Regions from separate parts of the Homo sapiens genome. Here region 2 is linked to region 1. A link is an interaction called in ENCODE POLR2A ChIA-PET data of the cell type or tissue named here. Cell type or tissue: PC-9. All regions are shown on one strand. Each heading gives the region's core, and the rest is flanking DNA. Links, peaks and the distances in the headings are about the cores only.

Region 1 (8,214 bases), core at 1,352-6,351:
AACATGGCAAAACCACATCTCTACAAAAAATAGAAAAATTAGCAGGGCTTATGCTTATGGGCACCTGCAGTCCCAGCTACTTGGGAGGCTGAGGTGTAAGGATCATCTGAGCCCAGGAACTGAAGGCTGCTGTGAACAGAGATTCCACCACTGCACTCCAGCCTAGGTGACAGAGTGAGACCCTGTCTTAAAAAAAAAAAAAAAAAAAAGACTTACGAGGTTCAAGTTCAACAGAGCTTAAAGGTTAAACAAACAAACAAAAAAAAAACAAGAAAAAACAATGGAAAACTTATCAGAGTAATTCAGGAATGGGCTGTCTTCTCCCTCTTTGGCCCCCCCTTTTTTTTTGTACAGTCACTGTAGTTTTTTTTGTACATCACTGTAGATTACATTTAATAAAAGCAAACTCAATAACAACTTGTGTAAACATATATATTTTTAAGACTATAGATCAGGCACAGTATCTCATGCCTGTGATCCCAGTGCTCTGGGAGGCTGAGGCAGGAGGATGGTTTGAGGCCAAGTGTTCAAGACCAGCTTGGACAACACAGCCAGACTCTCATCTCTATAAAAACAAAAACTGCCCTTAGAGCTGTTCTCTCTGGTTACATTGTTTCAGATTACATGCTTTTTCAGGACCTTTGGTCACTTGGATCCTTTGTATGTATCTTCTCTGTCAACATGTATCTTCTCTGTCAACATGTATCTTCTCTGTCAATTAGAGGATAGGGAATGGTTTTTTTCTACCTATTAGTGTTCATGTTGATGGACAGATTGCCTGAGGAGTACTGATGATGCATTTGGAAACTTGTGTTTTATTTCCTTCAGGGGAGCCAGGAAGTGGGACGGAAAGTGACACTTCTCCAGACTTCCACAATCAGGAAAATGAGCCCAGCCAGGAGGACCCTGAGGATCTGGATGGATCTGTGCAGGGAGTGAAACCTCAGAAGGCTGCTTCTTCTACTTCCTCAGGGAGTCACCACAGCAGCCATAAAAAGCGAAAGAATAAAAACCGGCACAGGTCAGTGGCAGGGATCCCACCCCCGCAGCTCCCATGACCATTGCTGTGAAGGGAATTGCCTAGAATAAAAACTCTTTAGGATTGCTGCAGACTCTTTCTGTTGCTGATGGCAAGAAAGTCATTAGGTCCAAGTGAACGGGCTAATTTGCTCAAAGGGAGGAATTGGTGGGCATTAGAGTAACCCTCAAGGAAGACTCCAGGACATTCTTCTCACTGTTTCTAGTGTAGAATAGTTTTATTCCATAAAAACCTTGTTTCATATGGTGAATATGGAATACTTTTAGAAGAGGAAAAGGAGAAATAGAAATGGAATCTGTGTAATAGTATTTGAAAAATGCCACTGGTACTTATTGGGAAGCTGTAAAGTGGGATAAAGTCTTCTGCTGGTAATTCTGATCTTTGCCTACTCTTATTTCTTTGTGGATGGAGAGAACTGATTTGACATGCCTTTTTTTCTCTTTAAATACAAGTTTTTTTTATTGCTTGTGATTTTTCTGTTTCTGTATTTCTCAGCAATATGCTGACTTCAGATACTGGAGGAACAGTATAAAGCCTGTAAAATATGAGAGTGTCTTCATAGGTAACGTGTAACATTGGTGCACCATGTTTTTTTGCAGTACATAATGAGATAGGAATGACGTCAGTGGACAGAGAGGCCAGGTGTCACCCAGAGAGGGTTTCAGCATTCACTCTGCCTGGGGTTTGTATGATCATGCTGGGGATTGTTAACTCAGATAATTGGAAATTATGCAGCTTGACCTAAAGAGTATAATGTCCGGTTTCTAGAGTAAGGAGTTTTGCTGGCCTCAAGCCTTCCAGGAGAAATGGAGACCCTATACATACCTGTTTCCATGCCTCCTAGAAGTTCCGAAGCCAGGGTAAGAGTTCTCATTCTAGAAACTGTACATTCGTTCTACTCCTCCTGGAAGACTGCGTGCTGAGCAGGTGAAAGGGGGCAATGCAAGGGATGGGTGGCATTCCCTGTTCTCCAGTTTGCTTCTGGATTTGGTTTACAAATCTGTAGGGTATTCCTTCATGCACCCAAGGTATTAAACTTGTTAGCTTCATGGATATGACAGTGCCTGGGGGTAATGTAGGATTAACTCTACCTGATTTGAACCTCCTTGATTGGCGTCAGCTGGTTCTTCAATTATTTTAAGAGTTTTTCTTGTTGATGGTAATGGTGTTTTCTAGACTGCAGAAATAGTATTTCCTTCAAATAATGACTGAGGACTGCTGCTTAACATTTTTCTGCAAACCAGAAGTCACCATCCTAATCGCATAACTGTAGTAAGAATTAGCAAAAATTGTATATCTACCTCTTCATATATTTTTGAAAGGCTATAGGTTATTTGACCAACTGTAGTAAGACTGGTGCTAGCTTATCACGAATAACAGAGAAATATATTCTTAAAAATTTTTTTAATTGTCAAGATAATTAAATGTCATGCTCTGTATTGCTTTTATTAAATTTACTCCAGTGTCATTTTTTTTTAATTTTTTATTTTTTTCAGACAGTCTTGCTCTGTCACCCAGGCTGGAGTGCAGTGGCACGATCTCAGCCCCTGCAGCCTCTGCTTCCTGGGTTCAAACGATTCTCCTGCCTCAGCCTCCTGAGTAGCTGGGATTACAGGCGTGCACCACTGTGCCCAGCTAATTTTTGTATTTTTAGTAGAGACACGTTTCACTGTGTTGGTGTGAACTACTGGCCTCAGGTGATCCACCTGCCTCGGCCTCCCAAAGTGCTGGGATTACTGGCATGAGCCACGGTGTCTGGCCTAGTGTCATTTTAAAGTAGTGATTATTTTCTTATTTCATAGTGTCTAGAGTAGGGAGGAAACTCTTTGAAAGTTTCGGGGACTTTTTCCCATTACTGATTAATAGTCTGTAGATAGCTGTTTATTTCAGGTAGTTCTTCATTTCCACTAATGATGTTATTAGCTGGTGACTGATAAAAAGGAGTTAAAGAGGAGCTAAACTTCATTTTCTTCTTGCAAGTTTCTAGCACATTTCCATAGGAACAATACTTCTTCCTATCCTAGGAGCTATCTCCTTCCAGAAAAATAGTAGTAGTTGTAAAAATCTTCGATATTAGTTACTGCTTCGCAAATAGTGTTTTCTGTTTGGAAAGCAGAATCCTGCTTTTTATTGCTGTCCTTTTGTCTTCCCTCTGATTTAATATCTGGCTGATCTCCCTTGGCCTTAGGCACTCATCTGCCCCAAGAAAGGAGAGTGAAGCTGATTTGTTTCCTTTCTAGGGAAGCAAAATTCAGTGTGCCTGAATGGCACACGAGCGGTCAGTTAAGGCTCTTGGACTCCTGCCATCTTTAGTCAGGAATTGTGTCTGCTCCAAGTCCCTTACTACTGCTGACTGATATCTCAGTAGGGCTGGCAGATTGGGGTGGGGACAGAGCATGGTGTCTATGTACATTGTTAAGTTTGTACCCAGTATAGTACATGTTTATCCTCCAGTGTGCCATACCCCATATAGTGAGATGAGTCAATAATAAATTATTTCAGCAAATGTTTGAGTACTTACTGTGTGCCAGACACTGTTTAGTGGTGAGCAAAGGTGGAAATAAATATGGCACTTAAGCAAAAGGAAATAACTTGAATTTGCCCTCTTCAGGAATATGAAATTTTTTTTTTTCTTGAAACAAGGTCTTGCTGGATTGCCCAGGCTGGAGTGCAGTGGTGAGATCATGGGTCATTGCAGCTTTGACCTCCTGGGCTCAGGCAATCCTCCCACCTCATCCTCCTAAGTAGCTGGGAGTACAGGCATGTGCCACCATGCCTAGCTAGTTTCTGTATTGTTTTGTAGAGATGGGGTTTTGCCATGCTGCACAGGCTGGTCTTGAACTCCTAGGCTTGATCCTCCTGCCTCGGCCTCCCAAAGTGCTGGGTTTACAGGCATGAACCACACCACACCCCGCCAGAATATAAAAATTTATCAAATAATTTTTAGCATCCATAAGTGATCACATTGTTCTGAATTCTTATATTTTACATGATACCTGAACAGTATGTCATTCCTGGTATCTTTAAAGAAAAAGTTGAAATAATACCATATAGTGGCCAGGTGCTGTGGCTCATACCTGTAATTCCAGCAATTTGGGAGGCTGAGGTGGAGGGATCACTTGAGTCTAGGAGTTCGAGACCAGCCGGGGGCAACATGGCGAGACTCCCGTCTCTACAAAAAAACACAGTAATTAACTGGACGTGATGGCATGCCTGTAGTCTCAGCTACTTGGAAAGATGAGATGAGGCTGGAGGATTGCTTGAGCCCAGGAGGTTGAAGCTTCAGTGAGCTACTGCACTTCATCCTGGGTGACAGAGGAAGACCCTGTCTCAGTAATAGTAATAATAATAATAATAATAATAATAATAATAATAAAAAATAACATAGCTACTCTTATAAGTTTCTGTTACTATAAAAAATTACTTTAGATAGTCTGTAAAGTTTTGATTAACTAGATACAGTCTATTTTGATTTGTGAACAAAGTCAAGTCAGGCTGAAAGTGAAATATTTGATAATTCCTAGTTTCATACACCTACTGTATACTCTCCCAAATGTCTAAAGTGAAACTATTTTGTGAGAGATATTGACATTAAGCTTTCTTCCAGCTTTACTCTTGCAAACATTGTCTAGGAGGAAATGTAGCCATTTGCATATTGTTTTAGCACCTAAATGTAGCCATTTGCTTATTGTTTTAGTCTGGAAGGTGTTGGAGCCGGTGAAGGAGCAGGTGTCATGCTCCAGGTTAATGTTTGCTTTGGAGGCCTGCCCAGATCATGGCCTGCTAGTGGTGATGGCACAAAATGGTCTCCTTCTCTGTACTGCTCCTTCCAGATCCCTGAGACTTGGGTGCTTGTGGATGGCAGCTTTCCCTTGTTTTAATAGGGGTGCTGCAGGCTGGGTGCAGTGGCTCATGCCTGTAATCCCAGCACTTTAGGGGGCCGAGGCAGATGGATCACCTGAGGTCAGGAGTTCGAGACCAGCTTGGCCAACATGGTGAAACCCTGTCTCTACTAAAAATACAAAAATTAGCTGGACCTAGTGGCAGGCGCCTGTAATCCCAGCTGCTAGGGAGGCTGAGACAGGAGAATCGTTTGAACCCAGGAGGCGGAGGTTACAGTGAGCCAAGATTGCGCCATTGCACTCCAGCCTGGGTGACAAGAGCAAAACTCTGTCTCAAAAAATAAATAAATAAATAAATAAATAAATACGGGTGCTGCAGACTTTTGTGTTTCTTAATTATAGCCCTGATATAGACAGTTAATTGCCATCACCTACTTAGGTGGCAGAGCAATACTGTTCTTCATTTTCTGGAACAAGGTTCCACCACTGAAGTTTATTCATTCAACTTTGGGCTTTTAGGATGAATGCTGTAGAAAAGGAGCATGGTGTTCCCTGGACATGTTTAGAACATATAACTTGAGGGAGGCTGAGGCAGGAGAATGGCGTGAACCCGGGAGGCAGAGCTTGCAGTGAGCCAAGATCGCCGCCCCTGCACTCCAGCCTGGGTGCCAGAGCGAGACTCCGTTTCAAACAAACAAACAAACAAACAAACAAACCCATATAACTTGAGTAAAAATTTGTGAAATGTTTTCCTTTTTTAAAGTTTAGACTGTGTTGTAGTTTTTTATTTTAGTGAAAGTATATTATGCTGAGTTGTTAGCACTCTCTTCAAAGTGCCTTTCATTATATAACTAAACCTTTCTTTCTCTGTTTCTTCTAATGCCCTAATTATATTTTTCAATACAATTAAATATTTTAAAAGTTCTAACTCCGAATTTGGCAGCTAATAAAAGGGCTCCAGGTGTCTGAGTTTTCTAATGAAATAACTTTTTCTTTCATAGTCTAGTCTTCTGATATGAAATCCATTGAAGGAAGGGAATCTTCTGACCACAAAATCTTTGGTGCTTTGATGTTTGATACTTTGTTGCTTAAGATTCTTAAAGCTGATTTTGTTTCTACAATTCTTGCTAGGGTGGCTAATCGACTAATTTATTCAATTAGTATATTAATTTCTATTGCTTTCTTCCTTTCAAATGCTGCCCCTCAGCCCGTCTGGCATGTTTGATTATGACTTTGAGTAAGTTTGATTTGAATTAGTATTTGTGCTGTGTTTAGTGTGTAGACACCAGTATGCCTTTTTGAGACCTTTCTAACCCATAGTTTATCTGTTTAATTGTAGGTATGTATATTAGGTTAGGCTGGGAAGTTTTTTTTAAAAACAGAAAAACGTGATGGAGGTAACATTTTATTTAATAACTTAAGCAAAATTAAGTAAACTTCACTTTTATGCATTTTAATTTCTTTTAAAATAGATAACCTTTACTTTAACTCATATTTAAATTGATTTTCTGGCTTTGCTTCATAAGGAGAATAATAGCTTAAGATCTTGATATTTTGCTTTGGAAAGATTTAAAAATTGAAATTAATTTAATTTATTTTGTGTTTCGTGTTCAGAAATACAAACTCCTAGTCTCTTTCCTGTTGTTAATCACCATGTGTCTCAGTAATTTTCAGTGATATAGTTACAGAACTAACACATTAACATAGAGCATGCCCTCTTACTTCAGTCTTTTTAACATGTAGTTTTGGAATTGTTTTAAAATTATATGGCTTTTGTAGCTGCTGTATACATTTCTTTTTAGAGTCAGCTAAGTTTGCCTTAGGGCAAAAATGTGTGCTCATAATTTTTAATACTTGCTTGATAATATCTGGGTAAACAACTAAATATGACATAGTCTAATGAAGAATGTGGATTTTTCTTAACCAAATAGTCTTTGTTATAGCTTATGCCCTATGCAGTAGCTGATTGTGGGACCCATTTTCTGTAAATTAAAATGGAAATATCTTTTATCTTTTCTGTCACAGGATTGATCTGAAGTTAAACAAAAAACCACGAGCTGTAAGTATCAGCCGGACCACTTCAGAGAGGCTGGCAATTTTGTAGATGATTAGAAAAATGTATTTGTCTTCAGAGCTTGAGTGTTCCTAACCTGGAGTCATAACTCTTGATTTAAAGTCTGGGGTGTCCATCTGGATATACTTCAACTTTTAGGTGGTTTTTTTGTTTTTTTTTTTTTTTGTTTTTTGTTTTTTTTTTTTGAGAGACAGTTTCTTGCTCTTTCACCTAGGCTAGAGTGCAGTATCATCACAGTCACAGTTCACTGTGGCCTTGACCTCCTGTGCTTGGCCTCCCGAGTAGCTGGGAATACAGGTACATGCCACCTTGCCTGGCTAATTTTTGTATTTTTTGTAGATATGGGGTTTCACCATGATGTCCAGTCTGGAACTCCTGGACTTAAGCAATCCTCCTACCCCAGCCTCCCAAAGTGTTGGGATTACAGGTGTGAGCCAACGTGCCTGGCCTATGGTTTTTGTATTTTAAGGAGAGAAAGAGGTCACATACTTTATTTATTTATTTATTTATTTATTTATTTATTTATTTATTTATTTTTTGAGACGGAGTCTTGCTCTGTTGCCCAGGCTGGAGTGCAGTGGTGCAATCTTGGCTCACTGCAACCTCCGCCTCCCAGGTTCAAGTGATTCTCCTGCTTCAGCCTCCTGAGTAGCTGGGATTACAGTGCGTGCCACCATGCCCAGCTAGTTTTTGTATTTTAGTAGAGACAGGGTTTCACCATGTTGGTCATGCTGGTCTCAAACTCCTGACCTCGTGATCCACCCGCCTCAGCCTCCCAAAGTGCTGGGATTACAGGCGTGAGCCACCGCACCCGGCCGGTCACATACATTTTTAATGATGAAAAATTCCCTTTAATTAAATAATAAATTGTTAATACTAGCTCTTTTTTTTTTTGGACTGGTGAATTCAGGTGCTCTAATAAGAGCAAAATTGATGTTTCAATCCCTTTATGGACTCAGAAGGCAGACCATTTTCAGATGTGAAATATTGTACATTATATTTGGAATAGAATCTTTTTTTAAATTTTTTTTTTGTGTGTGTGACAGGGTCTGGCTCTGTCACCCAGGCTAGAGTGCAATGGTGTGATCTTGGCTCACTGCAACCTCTGCCTCCCAGGCTCAAGCCGTCCTCCCACCTCAGACTCCTGGGTAGCTGAGACCACAGGCATGAGCCACCACACCTGGCTAATTTTTGTGTTTTTTGTAGAGACATGGTCTTAATTTGTTACCCAGGCTGGTCTCGAGCTCCTGACCTCAAGT
Region 2 (6,607 bases), core at 1-5,000, 200 kb before region 1:
AGGCTGGTCTTGAACTCCTGACCTCAAGTGATCCGCCTGCCTCGGCCTCTCAAAGTGCTGGTATTACAGGCGTGAGCTACCGTGCCTGGCCTAGGAGTATTTTCTTAGACACTCCTTCTCTGGGTAGTGCTCAATGTTGGAGTCCCATCAAATCCAAGTGTTTCCCTCGATACTCACCTTGAGTCAAACCTGGGTGTCAGGCCTGGAGTTGGTTTGACCATGGACACCTCCAATCGGCCCACGGCTGGGGTAACAGTGTTAGCACGGCTTGACCTACAGGTAAGAAATGGCCATCAGGTATGCCAACTCTCAGGTTCCACGAAGGCAGCAGCAGAGGAGTGACACGTGGAGAGCTGACTGTGAGATACTGCTCCGGGCGCCTCGCACACATCGACTCACGTGACCCTTCTAACACGGGAGGCCAGCACTGCTGCCATCCTCATACACAGATGCAGAAACTCAGGTGCATCAAGTTTTAAAAACTTGCCCAAGATCACATATCCAATTAGGATGGAGCCAAAACTTTGAACCAAAGTAGTCTGCCTCCAGAATCTGACTTTTTTTTTTTTTTTTGAGACGGAGTCTTGCTCTGTTGCCCAGGCTGGAGTGCAATGGCGTAATCTTGGCTCACTGCAACCTCCACCTCCTGGGTTCAAGCGATTCTCCTGCCTCAGCCTCCCGAGTAGCTGGAACTACAGGCATGCACCACCACACCTGGCTAATTTTTGTATTTTTAGTAGAGACAGGGTTTCACCATGTTGGCCAGGCGGGTCTCAAACTCCTGACCTCAAGTGATCCACCTGCCTTGGCCTCCCAAAGTGCTGGGATTACAGGTGTGAGACACCACACTCAGCCTCAGAATCTGACTTTTTAATCAAGGAGACAGCCTCTTCATGCGAAGGCTCCCCCAGCTGGAATTCTGTCCTTGTGCCAGGCAGCTGCTGCACTGCTCAAGAGAAATGAGTTCGCTCCTCCACAGACATGCATCCCGGTGACTACTCTCCTAAGCTGCTGTACCTTCCCCCACATGGCTTATGGTAGAGTCCAGTATAATCAACTCAAGCCCATAGAGGTTCTTCACTTTGCAGGACTGGACAAAACATTTCAAGAAACCAATTATAGGTAAGTGACAGCCACTCTATGACGAGCTATGGGGTAGCTCTACATATGGACTATCAGGAACTGAAACATAACAGGCAGTTCTTGCTATACTTAAAAAAAAAAAGTGGGGGCTGAGGTGGGTGGATCACCTGAGGTCGGGGGTTCAAGACCAGCCTGACCAACATGGAGAAACCCCGCATCTACTAAAAATACAAAATTAGCCGGCATGGTGGCACATGCCTATAATCCCAGCTACTCGGGAGGCTGAGGCAGGAGAATCATTTGAACCCGCGAGGCAGAAGTTGCAGTGAGCCAAGATTGCACCATTGCACTCCAGCCTGGCCAACGAGATTGAAACTCCGTCTCAAAAAAAAAAAAAAAAAAAAGTGGGGAAGGATAGAGAATGTACATTAAAGTACTGGAGATGGTTTTGGTTTAGGTCATTTCTAGAGACCCCTCCAGCTTGGATACTCAAGGATTCAGTGATTTTAAGCTGCTTTCAAACACTAGCCACCAGAGCCTTTTCACTGCCCCTCACTTTCTGCCATGATATATATGGCTCTCCAATAAAACCCAAAACACCACAACTTTAGAAAATCCACTACCTTTTCCCTTTTCCTTTTCCTTGTATGGACTGAGTTCTCTTCTTGGATGGAGGACACCTTTTGACCTGCAGTCACAATCAAATGAGACTAAGGTTACAAAAAACCCAGCAAAGAGGAAGGTAAGGAGGGTTTTTTTTTTTTTTTTAAAGCATTAAGAACAAGCTTTGGATAGTTAATACTAAATATAATAAGGTGTATCTCAGAATTCAATGACTTAAAAAGTTCAGAACATAACTAATTGAATAAGGACTTCCACTGGCTGGGTTTTCAAAATAGAGGATTTTGACCAAGATTAAAGGTAAATCTCTTTTGAACTGATTGCAGCCTGGCTTGTACCCCACTACTTTACATAAAGGGCTGCTGTGAAGGTCACTCAGGGCGTCCCAGGTGCCCAATCAAAGGCAAACCCTGCAGTGCTCCCTTCCTGGGGCCTGGGAGGTCCCTGGCAAGAATCACTCCTTATCTTCCATATATTCTCTCCTCCCTTGTCCTCCGTGATGGATCTGTCTTTCCTGCTTCTCTAACTTCCTTGGCAGTCTGCCTTAGGAGCTCCTCTCTCTACCCTCCCTCTAGTGTCCACCCTGACTCCCTCCCTTCCTGCTCTCCCTGCACAACCATCTCCACTCCCACACTGGGACAAACACCTAAAGATCTGGGAGGCAGTGTATCTCTCAAATCTCCCTCTTCTCCCTGAGCTCCAGGCTGAAATTTCTGTCTAGCCTAGATGTCCTGGAAAAGTAATGAATGGTCAACATGTCATGCAATTGGCATGTGCTCCACCACCCCCAGTCCAGCACCCTCTGCCACCTGGGTCCCACACCTCACTGGATAGCATTTGCCTTAGCTAGAAACCATGCAGTTGTCTCTGATTCCTCCTTTTCTCCACCAACCATGCCACTTCTTTCTAAAACCTATCTAAAAACCATCCCTTCATTCTATAGTGTCAGCATGTCAGTTCAAGAATTCATAGGCTTCTAACTGGTTTCCTCATCTTCAGTTTTCCGCCTCCCCCATCTATCCTGAATACTGTTCCTCTTCCCTTTCTTCTCTAGCTAGTAGACTCTCACTCACCTTGAAAGGCCTGTCTATGTCCTAGTGGGGTAGGGGAGGCTTGCTAGCTTCCTCTTCTGTGTTCTACACACTTTGCACACCAGTCAATTATCTCTTTTGTCATTGCCATGTAAAGTAGGATCATCTCTACTAAACTGTGAGCTCTGGTGTACAACAGTGTATTTTATGCATTTGTATTTGCTTGTCTTGTGATAACCCCCAGCCTCCAACCTCAGTGTCCACTTACTCTTGCAGTTTGAAGATTCTTACGTTCATTTTCTTCTTCTTCTTCCTCTTCCACTATCATTTCATCTACCTGTATTACCTTTCGTGCTGTAAGAAACAGTTTCAACAGGGTGGTATTTCTGATGAAAATAAAGTTTTGTGCATTCACATTTCTTATAGGAATAAAATGTACACAATCTTAAGCTGCAAGGAAGAAATGGACTAAAAATAAAGAAGACTTTTTAAGAAAGAGGGTTTAGACAAAGGAAACTAACCAGAGTGTTAAGAGACCCCATATGATGCTTTGTAGGGACAGCCCAGCATTCTGAATAATTGAGCTTGCCCTGCCTACTGTAGAGCGTGCCCTGGTGTGTAGCCCCGAAATCCTGGCCATGGGTCAGGATGTTCTTATAAGAATTGGATGCATCAAACTATCATAGCTTAATGACAGTGACATTAAGTCCATGTCACAATTCATCCTGATCCGATTCCTTGCTCACTAGTCAAAACCTGGTTTCCCATACAACTTTTCCTATAAGACAGTGTTTCTCAGAGTGCGGGACATGTATGTAAGATGATTTTATGTGGATAGATCATGGAATTGAGTAACTTTTTTTTTTTTTTGAGACAGAGTCTCGCTCTATCGCCCAGGCTAGAGTGCAGTGGCATGATCTCAGCTCACTGCCAGCTCCACCTCCCGGGTTCACGCCATTCTCCTGTCTCAGCCTCCCAAGTAGCTGGGACTACAGGCGCCCGCCACCACGCCCGGCTAATTTTTTGTATTTTTTAGTAGAGACGGGGGTTCACCGTATTAGCCAGGATGGTCTCGAACTCCTGACCTCGTGATCCACCCACCTCGGCCTCCCAAAGTGCTTGGATTACAGGCGTGAGCCACCACGCCTAGCTGAGTAACTTTTTTTTTCCTTTCCTTTCCTTTCCTTTCCTTTCCTTTCCTTTCTTTCTTTCTTTTTTTTTTCAGAGACAAGGTCTCACTACATTGCCCAGGCTGGTCTTGAACTCCTGGGCTCAAGTAATCCTCACAGCTTGGCCTCCCAAAGTGCTGGGATTACAGGCGTGAGCTACCGCACCTGGCCTGAATTGAGTAATTTTGAATTATATGCAGAGAAAGTCATTCCTTTTTCAATTCGCTTTCAACTTTGTTGATTACATCAGGGAGCGTCTCAGTTGGTGTTACCAGTCTTTTAACACCTCTCTAAATCTTGTCATCTATTTAACCCAGGAGAAAGTAAGCAGGCAACAATGTTTGGTTTCTAGCACAGCTTTTTTCCCCCCTTTTTTCACTTTCATTTTAGCTCGCACACGGGTCTTGAGTTTGGTTTTTAGCAGTCCTGCCTAAAATTAACTAAATTTCTGGTTTGAATTGCTGTTCGGGGGAAAAAAAATTAACTAAATGCACCATCCAAAAGCAAGTTTTTGGATTTACAAGATTAAGAACCAGACATTAAAGGGAAGAGGCTCTACCAACAAGGCGCTGCCTGAGCAGCCAACCAAGCAACCTGAGCCTCAGTTCTTTCTGTACAACAAGGAGTTTTGAAAGGTACTCACTTTTGGCAGATTTCAGGGGTGTCTGAATAGCTTCTGCTGTTAGTTTGTTTATTTCGGTGATATCCAGGTCAGCCTATGACAAACATAGCCAGAAAGCACCAGGCTTATTCCACCAAAATATGAGGAACAATATTTCAAGATAAAAACTTTTTTAAAACTATTATTTAATACATAAGACTGTTAAATGTTAGTGATACAATATACAATATAGCAAACTCCCATAAACCCACCACACAGCCCAAGACCTAAAACATTGCCAATAACTTGCTTCTGGCTCTGTATTCATTCCTTGTTCCATTTTCTTATCTCTTCTTCCAAAGGTGATGAGTCTCCTAATCCTTCATTCCCCAGGGGTAACCATATCATTGCACTTGCTTTATCGAAAGGTACATGTGTATGTGCTCACAGATACATGCATATGTGTGTATACATGTGTGCACACACAGATGTGCTTTTTCACAAGTGTGTACTTAAGCATTTTGTTTGGTTTTGGCTGTTTTCACCACTCTTTGTGGTTGTAGTTAATTTGTTTTCATTGCTATATCATATCCCACTGTGTGAATATACCACAATGGATTTGTCCATCTTCCATCAATAGTTTCCTGCTATTATAAACACTGCTACCTTGAACTGTCTTACATGTGTCTGAGGTACATGTCCAAGTTTCCCCTTGGCTCTATCCTTTGGATAGGACATGACAGGGATTATAGGTTACATAAATATTCAGCCTTCGCATTATGCCAAATTGTTTCCCAAAGTGGTTACCCTTGACTACAGCCCATCTGCAAACAATACAAGTTCCTAATGATCTACATCCTCTACAACACTTGGTGGTGTGTCAAGCTTACCATTTTTTCGATAAATCTACAGGGTCTCAATAAGGTTTTCTATGATGATCCTGGGTCCTTCAAAAAGGCTTCCAGTCACCATTCAAATTCGTTTTTTTTTCATATGGTAATAAGTATGGGCACTACAAAGAGCAGTCATGATTCACAGTCCTTTCCTTATAGAACACATGTAAACATCAGAATAATTACTACAGGTTTGGAATGGCACAGGTTTCATTTCTGGTAGGGACTGCTTGACATACTCAGAGAAGGATTCTGAGGCTGTCTTAGGCTTAGCAAGAAATAGGGCTGTAATAAGTTACTGATGTTTGCCAGGCTTGATGCAACAGAAAGTAGGGGCATTCCTGCCAACCTTCTGCCATCTCTAGAAACAACTGGCATTTTATGGAGTCATCAGTGGTGGCAGGCCACTGGGCATCTACTGTGCAGGACAGTTAACAGAGCAGGCCTGAGACTGATACACATAGAAAGGCCTGTTTGCAAGCCTGGCCTCGGTTGGCATCTGGGAACTTGATTTCAGAAAGATTCCCACCTTTCCTTAACAAGATGCCTCACTGTGCCTAAACTTTATGCAAACAATATGGCTCATGCTGAACACCTACTTCCCTCCTGAAAGTCTAGGATTTTGACATGTGCTAGGCAGAGGATGCCTATGTGAGCAGCCCCCAGTTAAAACTCTGGGCATTGACTCTCTAATCAGATTTTCTGGTAGACAGCATTTCATATGTGTTGAATTAAGCATGTTCTGTTTGACTCTACAGGGAGTGGACTCCTAGAAGCCTGGTTTCCTCTGGACTTTGTCCTATGCAATTTTCTCCTTTGTTGATTAATGCTTTGTATACTTTCACTGTAATAAATCATCGCCATGGGTGTGACTGTATGCTGAGCCCCATGAATCCTCCTAGTGAATCACCAAACCTGGAGGTGGTCTTGGGAGCCCCAACACACTTCCCAACTAAGAGCTTTTATAGATTTTCTATCGTTCCTTTCTGGAGTTTTAAATCATATTAGTCAAGGCTAGAATTCTCTCAACTTGGTGTGGTAACAATGGCTCTCTCATATTACATTAGAAGTTCTCATTTGCAGTTCTGTATTTCTAATTTAAAAAGAGAGAACTGCATTAGCTAGTAAGCATAATTCATCTCAGAGGTAACTCTTTTAAAACATTGGAGCTCAGTGTATGTAGGGGGGTGAATAATCCCCACCTCTCTC

What was found. ChIA-PET counts read pairs that join two places held together with the same protein. Peaks named below come from ENCODE experiments on the same cell type or tissue, not always from the same donor. Only the 100,000 strongest peaks of a DNase experiment are listed, where the experiment ranks them.
Region 2: POLR2A ChIA-PET joins it to region 1 with 13 read pairs; 5 of 35 experiments call an interaction of 5 or more read pairs at or near these places.

What each region holds. Positions count from the first base shown.
Region 1 is chr1:37,494,611-37,502,824 of GRCh38, reverse strand. It overlaps MEAF6 (MYST/Esa1 associated factor 6), which reads left to right. Exons shown (of 7, transcript NM_001270875.3): 5 at 829-1,021; 6 at 6,907-6,940. It overlaps MIR5581 (microRNA 5581), which reads left to right and starts at 1,831; the gene lies at 1,831-1,890. In PC-9, for the core only: no CTCF peak of the experiment used is centred there; DNase peaks (open chromatin) are centred at 3,504 and 4,774.
Region 2 is chr1:37,696,918-37,703,524 of GRCh38, reverse strand. CDCA8 (cell division cycle associated 8) reads right to left here. Exons shown (of 10, transcript NM_001256875.2): 4 at 4,548-4,620; 5 at 3,004-3,089; 6 at 1,707-1,771; 7 at 178-273. Among named protein-coding and RNA genes, the nearest start is that of CDCA8, 7.7 kb to the right of the region's middle. In PC-9, for the core only: no CTCF peak of the experiment used is centred there; no DNase peak of the experiment used is centred there.